Linked DNA regions of Mus musculus: region 2 is linked to region 1. A link is a loop called in an ENCODE intact Hi-C map of the cell type or tissue named here. Cell type or tissue: left cerebral cortex. All regions are shown on one strand. Links, peaks and the distances in the headings refer to the core of each region. The heading gives the core; the rest is flanking DNA.

Evidence for each region. A loop is a pair of places that touch in the nucleus more often than their neighbours do. Peaks named below come from ENCODE experiments on the same cell type or tissue, not always from the same donor. Only the 100,000 strongest peaks of a DNase experiment are listed, where the experiment ranks them.
Region 2: a loop joins it to region 1, with 3 times the contacts of the local background. A loop is called at or near these places in 3 of 42 quality-filtered maps.

What each region holds. Positions count from the first base shown.
Region 1 is chr8:12,561,525-12,566,906 of GRCm38, reverse strand. No RefSeq gene overlaps it. Among named protein-coding and RNA genes, the nearest start is that of Spaca7, 8.8 kb to the left of the region's middle. In left cerebral cortex, for the core only: a CTCF peak has its summit at 2,387; a DNase peak (open chromatin) is centred at 2,405.
Region 2 is chr8:12,422,564-12,427,945 of GRCm38, reverse strand. It overlaps Sox1ot (Sox1 overlapping transcript), which reads right to left. Exons shown (of 8, transcript NR_027975.2): 2 at 2,844-3,065; 3 at 1,823-2,183; 4 at 1,039-1,167. Among named protein-coding and RNA genes, the nearest start is that of Sox1, 30 kb to the right of the region's middle. In left cerebral cortex, for the core only: no CTCF peak of the experiment used is centred there; a DNase peak (open chromatin) is centred at 2,961.

The DNA.
Region 1 (5,382 bases), core at 139-5,138:
GTGTGTGTGTGTGTTTTCAGAACCTCGCTGATGAGGAGGACAAGCAGAGTTCAAGCAGCTGATGGTAACGCGCTCACTCAGAGCTTCGGCTGACAGAGCTTCAGCACTCCTCCCAGCCCTACAGCTGTGGGGAGCAGGACATAGCATGCTCGCCCCTCAGATGTCCTCTGTGGGACACAGCATCTACGCAGAGTGCCAGGCCTCCAGTTATTGGGTCTAATAGTGACTAAGGATTAAAACTGGAAAGCTGTGGAGATATCTCAGCTGATAAAGTGCTTGCTGTGCAAGCACAGGGGCCTGAATTTTGTCCACCAGAACCCACTCTTAAAAAGCTGGGCGTGGCAGTGGGAGCCTGTAATTGATCTCAAGGCTTGTAAGCTTAGTGGCAAGCAGATGCTGGGGACTTGCCGGCTGGCTGGCCTCTTGTGATTGGTGATCCGAGCTCCTAGTCGAAGACCCTGTCTCAAAACAACAATAAAAGTGAAAGTTGCCTAAGACCCTACATCCAATATTGACCTCTGGCCTATACACACACATGTACATGTGCATACAAACACACACACACACACACACACACACACACACACACACACGCACATGCACACGCACGCGCACGCATGCATATGCATAGGTGCACTTGCATGCACAAGAACACACATACATGCACACTTACTGTGGCACATTTTAATTAAAATATATATATATGTGTATGTGTGTGAACCTGGGTGAGTTTATAAACAGTAAGGTCCCCAGGAAGCAGGAAACGGATCAGATCTCTTGGAACTGGAGTACCAGATGGTCACACGGCTGTGAGCTGCCCAGTGTAGATGCTAAGAGGGAAATCTGGGTCCTCTACAAGCGCAGCAAGCAGTTCTTAGCTGCTGAGCCATCTCTCCAGCCCCCAAAGAATATTTTATATTTTGAAGCCTAGCCTTCAATGGCTGAGCCATATATCCAGCCCTCCAAAGAATATTAAAAAAAAAAAATCCACAGTGTTAGCTTAGAAGCCTCAGAGGGTTTTCTTTATCCCAACACCTAACAGTTTTCTGGACAGGCAGATCTGGCAGTGACTGGTCCGGGGTGGCTACCCTTCCTGGGGCTCATGGCCACGGAGGCAAAGTTCCGGGCCTCCACAGGGCAGAGGAGGGTGAGCAGCTGCCGAGAGCCTCTCCCTGCCAGACTGCTCTGTGGAGGGGGATAGTGTTGGCAAATGACAAAGAAGAGAAAATTGGTGTTACACCCCATAGTTAACGTGACAACACGCAGCTAACGAGCACTCAGCGATCCCCCCTGCTCATTTCTGTCACCCCCTTTGAGAACGTCACTTGTTTTATACTTAGCCTTACAGTGTAGGATTAGCTTTCGGCTAAAGTGAATTAGTCAGGGTTCTTTAAAACTCAGAACAAAGGTGCTGGAAACGTGGGGCGAAGGGGGTGCTGAGCTGTGTGCTCCTGCAGGCCGAGCCTCGCCAGCAGATGGGAACTTAGACTGAGGGATGTCAACTGGGACTAAAGTTTTATGTTACCCATAGACCTTCACCTTACACATAATGCATCTTTCTTCCTGAAGTCATTTTAAGAGGGATGCCAAGGTTGTTGAAGTTCTCAAGGCATAAAGATCCCAACCCCAGAGAAAGAACAGTTTTCAAAACATCTTACATTTCAAATCACAGAGAGCCAGTTGTTTGTCATATACACAGATTTGGAGAGACACATGAATTCATACATACACAGGCTCATGTATTCACAACACATATATACATGTACATGCACACACTTGAACATACATGTACATATACACATGAACATACATGTATACTTACACATGTACACTCACACGTGCATATGCACACATGAACATACATGTACATATACACATGTACATTCACACATGCAGATGCACACACATGAGCATACATGTACATATATACACATGTACATTCACACATGCATGGGCACGAATGTGCATATACATTCATAATACATATACACATGTGCACACATGATTGCACATATATGTACATACTCACATATGTACTCTGTACTCATGCATGTCACAGGCACACATACACACAAATGTAGATTTCATATCCTTCTTTTTTTGCCTGGCATATCATTTCTTTCATATTCCCTCCCCAGCTCTTTTCTGCTCCTCATGTGATTTACCCAACTCCAAGGTTACAGGAAAAAGGTAGAATCTTTCCCCCTACAGGTCAGAGATTGTTTCTGGTTCCTCAAATGTCCCATAGGGAAGCTTGGGAAAGTTTGCTCTGCCAACTGATTCAACCTCGTGGTGAATAGAATGCTTTGTAGGGGTCAGCTGCCCTGGTTCCTGCTGACTGGAGTGCAAACTCAGCAGCGATTCTGCAGTTCACAGAACCAACCATAGATGTCGACACAGTACACAGCTCCTTGGAAAGCATTGGCTCAGAGGGGACCTTCTTCATAGGCTCAGGTGACCATCAAAACCGCTCCTTTTGCTTGAAATAGTTGTGAAATCACATGCTTTCTGGGGATACTGCTCAGTGGATAAAGGACTGTCTTGTCAGTATGAGGACTACAGTTCTGATCCCTGTCACCCATGTAAATCCTGGCCAGGTGGGACACTTGATAAGCAGAGGTAGACCAGATGGAGTCAGTGAACTCTGGGTTCAATGAGACATCTTACCTCGATAAATAAAGTGGAAAGCAACTGAAGAAGATGCCTGATATTAGCTTTGGGTCTCTATATACACATGTACTCGTACACTCGTACCCACACACATTTAAACACATACACGCATACACACAAACACACACAAAAACAGGGAGAAATTACATGCTTTGGGGGAAGGTAGCAATTCATAATGGACCAGCCTTGATACCAAAGGATGGCTTAACTCAGGAAATGGCTTTGCATGGAAGGGGGTTTGTGGAGGATGGGCAGGTCTGAAGTCGCGAGAAAGTCGAGGGTAACCCAAGACCCTCAGACCGCCACAGGTTTACTGAGCTTGGTTCACAGATATGGGCTAGCTCCTAACATTATGGCACCCAACTCAAAGCCTCCACAGTTGCCTTTTGGCTGCCTCACTGTCTCTGTGGGGCTAAAGGCTCTGGGTATTTAAATCCCACATGCACAAAAGTATGTGGCAAGGGGCCCTGGGGACAGGCACTACTCTGGCATCTCCATTTGAAATTGAGCACTCAGTGGGGCTGTTTCCTCGTTCTGCTATCTAGTCACTCTGGGAGGGGAGCCGACTAAACTGTAATTACATTGTAATAAACCTTGCCCCTAAGCTCTGCTCTCGAAGGCTCCTTTATCCATTGGCGTGCCTGACCACACCGTGTGGAGCTCAGTGTCTCCAGCTGAGCGAGGGACTCCGTGAAAACCTGCCTTGCACTGGGTGATTTGTAAAAACAACCCAGCCTTTTGGTTCTGATTTCCTTCCCATTGATTTACACTAGTAGATTTAATTCTTCATCTCGGAGATGACTTTGCAGTGAGGAAGCCATTAGGACAAGAGCAGTAGAGCTGTATGACTCCCCCTGGGATGAAGAATACCAGGCTAATTTCATTTCAGGATCTCACTGGTGCGCAAAGCTTAGCAGGATACAGACCAAGGCCAAGAGTCAAGGCTTTTCATGCTCTGCTCTTAGCGCCTGGGCATAGAGCCTGGGGCGCATGCTCCGCTCTTAGCTCCTGGGCATAGAGCCTGGGGCGCATGCTCCGCTCTTAGCGCCTGGGCATAGAGCCTGGGGCGCATGCTCCGCTCTTAGCGCCTGGGCATAGAGCCTGGGGCGCATGCTCCGCTCTTAGCTCCTGGGCACAGCAGGGCATGACCTGGGATGCTGAAGCCCCAGGGAACCCAAGGTCATGGGGGCTTGTGCGCTGTCCTCATCTAACAGTGGAAAGGCCCAGGCAGCTCTGCTTGCATGCCCTCACCTACCTTTATCTAGAGTAATAGCATGCAATTTAAAAATTTAATTTAGGTCTTCCAAGTGCCGTCATTCTTCGAGTTAGAACCGGGTGGAACACAGGCAAGAGCCCTGAAGTGTGAGTCCTCCGCTGATGGCCAGTGTGGTTCTGTCATAAGATCCTATCCCTAGGGAAAGAAATTACGTAAGGACATAAACTCACTGAAATGCAAACGGGCTTAAAGGCTCTTCTTTTAATTTGAAAGTTTTCAATTTTTTTTTCTGTGAACAGAAATTCCATCACAGTTTTGTCTGAGCTCTTTTTAGATGTTTTTTTCTCTGCCATGTGAATTCCACACAATGATGATGCACTATTCTGGGTGCCCAGTACCTCTAAACTGGTGGTTCTCAACCTTCCTAAAGCTGTGATCCCTTTTAATACAATTCCTCATGGTGACCCTCAACCATAAAATTATTGCATTGCTACTTCATAATGGTAACTTCGTTGCTGTTATGAATCATAATGTAGTTTGTAATTTTGCTGCTGCTCTTATGAATTATAATGGAAATATCTGATATGCAGGATCATATCAGGATTTTTCCCATGAAAAAGTTATTTGACCCCTAAAGGGGTCACGACCCACAGGTTGAGAACCTTTGCGCCAGAAGCATGCTTGAGTGCTGTCCAGCAGTTGTCTACTGCTGTGCTCGCTTTGAAAAAACTGGACACTATGCCCCCGGTCTGGGGATTATTCCTCTGGTCCCCAGCAATGCTTTCCCTCTGGTCTGCTATGCACACTGTCTCCAGCCAGCCAGCCAGAGATGGAGAACGAAGGGAGCAGAAGGAGTCCAACCTGATGGAGAAAGAACAGAGCAGAGGCTCTGGAAGAGGAGCTGTTCATATCCTCACAACGGCAGGGGAGTGGAGGTCAGGCCTCCAGAAAGCGATTCGTTTCAGATGAGCACTTTGGGATAGAGCTCCATGTATAAGGTTAGTGCCCCTGTAAAGTGACCCTGGAGAGCCCTGTGCCCTTCCACTAGATTAGGACACCATCTTGACGAGCATAGGATCTGCTAACACCTTGATCTTGAACTTACAGTTTTCAGAATGTCGAGCAGGAATTCCTTCCCGCGTTCCCACGTGACCAAACACTGAGGACAAACACCAAGGGGAGAGCAGTGAGCACAGAACACGTCAGCAGGGAAAGGGCTGGGAGCTGCCCCTAACAGGAACCTCACAGGATTAGGTGTTGGCTGCTTGGCCTTTCCCTTCTACTCAAATCTGTTCAGTGACCTTTCCCCCACCACCCAGTGCAAGGCTGGCCTGAAGAATGTGAAGCCTCCGAGGACACCTTGCCTACAGCTGACCTGTGGCCAGATGTCAAGTCACTCAGCGTCCCACCCCACATCTACCTGTGAACGGCAGAGGGCGCCCTGCTCAGGCAATAGATTAAAGCCTGGTAGCTGCAGCCAAAGTCTCTGGGAACAT
Region 2 (5,382 bases), core at 246-5,245, 140 kb after region 1:
GGCTTCCTTGTGTGGAATGTATCGGAGGGGACCAGATAAGGGTTTCACGGGCAGCAGGGATTTATTGGTCAAAGGCTGTACCTTCCACTTCCCCACTTTTATAGCAGTAAATTATTTCGGCTAAATTCACCAGAACATCACTCTTTCATTTGGCGATGTGCCGTGACTTGCTCTTTCTTTGTGTCCATTCAATGCAAATCCTTGTAGTTTAACATCAGCTGATAAGAAACAAATAATTGAAGTAATAGGTAATTCCCTTCACACTGTGCACATAGGAGGGTCCAGGGGAAAATGAGCCCAGGCAAGGAGCAGGGGCTGAAAGCAAAGCGGCTTCACCTTCAGCCCTCGGACCACATGTCTAGTACCATGAGCTCACAGCATTGCCTCCTGCGCGTGGCATGGCCTGCTTGCTCACGAGGAGAATCACTTCCGGCGTGGCACTAGCAGAGCTGATGCTCTTGTCTAGAATCCTGATCAGATGATGACAACGATGACAATGACAATGAAGAAGACCATCAAATTATACCCAAGTATAGCGTTTCACCCTCTCACCACCACAGCATGACCATGACTTAGTTTGCCATCAGCCCTGTTCCCTCTACAACTCCCGGCTCTGAGAACAGACACAGGGAGGCCTGGGAAGCTGGTGGCAGGTGGAGGATGAGGGTGGAATTCTTGGCAATGCAGTAGCTGCTTCCTATGGCCTTGAGAGAACATTGCACAGCCACCTGCTGCAAACCTGCACAGCGGTAGTTTTAACATTTGTATGTTAAGTAAATGCAGCCCAAGGGCTTGCTTCATTCTTTGAGAAATTGCTAGGGTTTGTCTGTAGCCTTCTCAGTTGGTAGTGGAGATGGGCAAAGGGCATTCTCTGTTAGATGCATGTGGCAAAATGCTCTTGAGATAAAAGGAGCCATGCTCTAGTTTGGGGGCATAATTTACAACTCCTAAATAAGAAGGGATTAGAAAGGATAGTTGATCTTGCCACAAATTATTTTTATTCTCAACCATACAGACCACGAATTCTGTAATGCTTACCTCCATGGGCATGAATGTTTCCTTGGTATTCCAGCAAGCCCGGGGTGTGTTTTTATTCCATGTACCACCGTGGAAGGGGGAAAAAGGGATGCCAGTGGTCGGCTGTTGAATCTGAGGGTGCATCCAACTCTAGAAGGATAAAGACATTCCATGTGTGCATCTTAGAACCCAGAGCAATTGGGGTGAGAGGTTTAATTAACTGTATAATGAGTCTGTAACGTTTTGCCAAAAATATTTTAAAAACATGCCCATTGTACTGTGAGAGTTAACTTGTTATGAATTAGCAAGCGTACTAACAATAGTGTGTGGCTAACACAATATACACGCCATTGTTGCACATGCATTCCAAAATTATTCATTTAGCTGGGCATGGTGGCATGAGCCTTTAATCTCAGGACTTGGGAGGCAGAGGCAGGAGGATCTCTGTAAGTATGAGAACAGCTTGATCTATATAGTAAGTTCCAGGGCAGCCAGGACTGTATATAGAAACCCTGTTTCATATAACCACACTCTACTATTACTATTACTGATGATGATGATGACTTAATAATTTACTCATTGGGGAAAACAAATATTCTCCCTTAGGAATAGTCAGAGAGGGGTGGGGCAGTTCAGGTTTCCTGGGAAACACATCGATTAGAGAAAGAACCTGTTGCTCAAGTCATCTGATAAGTTCACATTCTCAGAAGTTCATTTATTCCCCCCCCCCACCTGAACATTCCTGTGCCCAAGTGACTGACTGACCCACTTCACTCTGGCCCACGTGCTTAGTGAAGTGACTTACCTGGGCCATGCTTGCCGTTTGAGTGGACTTGGATCTGCAGAGCCAATGAGATGATGTGGTCACTTCCTCCCCCCTCGGTTGCGGGGAGTTAGTTCACAGGTCTGACTTGCATCCAGCTTCACCTGTGTGTGTCTTGTGTGCAGTCCCGAGACAGCTTCGTGGCTCCCTGAGACCACTGGTTGTCTGTGAAGGTTAGTAACCCTTATTTTCAGAACACGCTAAGTTGAGATGATATTAACCAATCAGTCTGCACCAGTGGGAGCTGATCTAAACATTCTTTTTAAGTGAATGATTTCTTTTTAAATTGGCTTGTGTCCTTGAAGACAGACACAGGGACCAGCTTTGACCTCATAGAGTATTCCTGAAAAAGCATAGAGAAAATTTATTAGATTATTATTATTATTACTAGTAGTATGTATGTATGTATGTATGTATGTATGTATGTATGTATGTATGTAAAGTACGTATGTCCCCTTCAAGTATGTATGTATGCCTCTGCAGGCATGATAATGTGTGGGTGGGTGTGATCATGCCTGTGCCCTTGCAGGTGTATGTAGGTGTGTTTGTTCACGAAGGTGTGGGCAGGTATGTTTATCTGTGCAGATGTGGGCATATATGTGCAGATGTGTGTCCCTTAAGGTGCATATAGGCATGTGTGTGTACATACAGGTATGTTTGTGTATGCAGTTATGAGCAGGTGTGGGCTCATGTGTGTGTACCTGAAGGTATGTGTAGGTGTGTTTGTGTGCAGGTATATGTGCACAATTGTCTATGTAGGCTTGTGTCCTGACAGGTATGGCAGGTGTATGGAAAGGTGTGTGTGCATTCATTGTTCATGGGTAGGTTTGCACCCTATCGACCTGCAGCAGCGGGCACTTTGAATTCCTACCCGAGTGAAGCCCAGGAGAAGGTCAAACAAGAGAGGTGCAGGGGAGAGTAAATCAGAGGAATGGTCTAGGTCAATGTCTTTCTGAGAACCCGATGCTCTCCCTATGGCCCTGAACGTGATCGCAGTGCTTACCCGCCAGGGTGGGGGTGGGGTGGGCACCTGTGCTGTTCATACACTGACTCTGCCCACTCAGACGCCCACGTTAACTCAGCACAGGAGTTTTCCTCATCAGCCTGGCTTTCAGGAACCCTGCTTCCTTCTCTTGCTGGATCTTCTTCACACAGGCAGAGGAAGCTTCGGGCACTCATCTTGAATCACAGCCTTGTGCCTGCTGACAGCGGATGTTCGGGGTATCTGAAATAGACAGAACTCTGGATTGGCTGAGAACTGGCTAGGGGATGACTGCAGATAACGCACATGTGCTTCAAGTGTGGAAATACACTTTCAGCTCCAATGACTCCAAACAGCTCCCAAAGAAAACAAACAAACAGAACAGGTGGGACTTCCCTGAAGTCATTCACCACGAGACTACTCACTCCGTGTCACTTCCAGCCGTGTCTCTTCACTTTTTTTTTTTAATGTTTGAAGAAGTAGGAAAGGTTCTCACATCTTAGCCTGTGTGGCAGTTGGCCCTCGACTTATTCTGCAGCCACAGGGGCTGACGGGTCACCACAGGTCTCCTCTACAGACACACAAAGCTTGCCCTGGTGTCTACACTTTAGAGGTGAGATAAATACCAGGCTGAGCCAATCATTATCTGTGATTTGATGTGTTAAATGAGCCCGTTGCTTTAGAGGTTGTAAATGACAAGATTTTTACTGTTAGAGTAATTTCTGCCTATTTCCCATTTGATATGTCAGACCCTCATGGAAAAGTCCAAATTTGTCTGCTTGACATACGTTAACACTTCCCCCCCCCCTCCAAATTCTAGCTTAACTACTGTTTGCCTAGACGTCAGTCTACACCTGTGGGGTTTACCTCTTGAGGCCTCTGAGCGGTCCCCAGCCTCAACTCCAGACAGCACTGGTGTTTCAGCAGCTAAAGTGGGTGATTACTGGCATATTTACCGTAATTGATAAAAATCACAGGGAATGACACTTTTATTACTCACTGACACCAAACTAACACCTACAACAGATGGCTATGCCTACAGATCTATTAAAAAATATTCTTTAAAAAAAAATCAGGACTTCTTGCTAGTTCTCAATTCTGTGGGATTATCTGGCCTCATTTTAATGTATTGTGTCTGATTCCGGGGAATTCCCCAGGCTTTGGACATGTTTGGGGAGGGGACTCAATGAGCATTGGGGAAACATACTTAGAGATTGGGGACATAGGAATGTACTAGACAAGATCTGAGAGGCAGTGTGGGCAGAGCTCTGAAGTGTCTCCTGATATCCAGTGTGTCTGCTGCTGGGGTGCAGGCCAGTGTCTATAGATCCCACCTGTCATGGACCACTGAACCAAGCAGCCTAAATAGATAGAGCAGTCTCTGAGGAAAGGAAACACATTCTCTTCTCCACAGCATCCATCTCCTCCTCCTCCTCCTCCTCCTCCTCCTCCTCCTCCTCCTCCTCCTCTTCCTCCTCCTCCTCCTCCTCCAAGGACCATGCTTACCTGCCCACAGACTCAGGAGAGCAATAACTATCTGCACAGGCCAGAGCAGAGAAAGTTGCTATCATCCATGATGAGGGTTGTTGTTGAAAACAAATTGGACTGCAGGGGCTTTGGGAGGGGCTGCTGGAGCTTTGGGAGGGGGCTGCAGGGATTTTGGGAAGAAGCTGTAGGAATGGAGGAATCTCATACGCTGGGAATCCTATCACAAGAGGCCTAGAATGCCACCCTGTATGCTCACTACTATCCAGGTTGTCAGTCACAGGACCTGGAGGCAGTAGGCTGATGAAGATAGGGGGAGGGGAGAAGGCTAGAGCGCACTCTTTGGGGTTTGGGCTTCCACAGCTGAGAGAGAAAATGCAACAGAGACAAGGCAAGATGAGGGCTGCTTGAAAACAACCAGAAATTTGTGTGAGAGTTAGCTATTATGCAAATATGTGGACAGCAGATGGGAAAGGCTTCCAGTTAAGTTCGCAGTAGGGAATAAGGAGTTCTTAGGGAGTTACAGAATGTCAGGTAGGTTGAAGTTATGTAAGGTAAGGAGGCAGTGGTTGTCCCTGGCCAGGACTGGGCACTGGTGTGGACATGAAGGGGGCTTTAGGGCCTGAGATGTTAGAAGAGGTGGAGACTGGTGAGGGAGTGATGGAGGTCTGGAGAATGGACCAGGCAGTTTGGGCTAGGGTGTTTATTGGGGTCAGAGTTCACCAGGTATCTGCCAGGTATCTGCCATTGCCTTCCCAGACTCGTTGCTCTTCACCTCATCTTCAAGGGCAGCTCTTGCTCACCCTGTGAGTGATATACTGGACTTCGGCCTTGGACCTGGACCTAGGTGCTTCACAATCCAACTTCCTTCCACTGTCCTAGTACTGAGGACCACTGTGAGACCAGGCAGATGGGGACTCAGGGGAAGATGGAAGGACCACCTTTACCTCAGACAGTAAGAAGGAGGAGGGTGGAGAAGTGACCCATGATAGCACATCCCAGGCACCAGACACTTTCAGCCTGTGGTTTATTCTCAGAATAAAAGCGAGGTGGAAGTTTTCAATGTCAGTGCTAT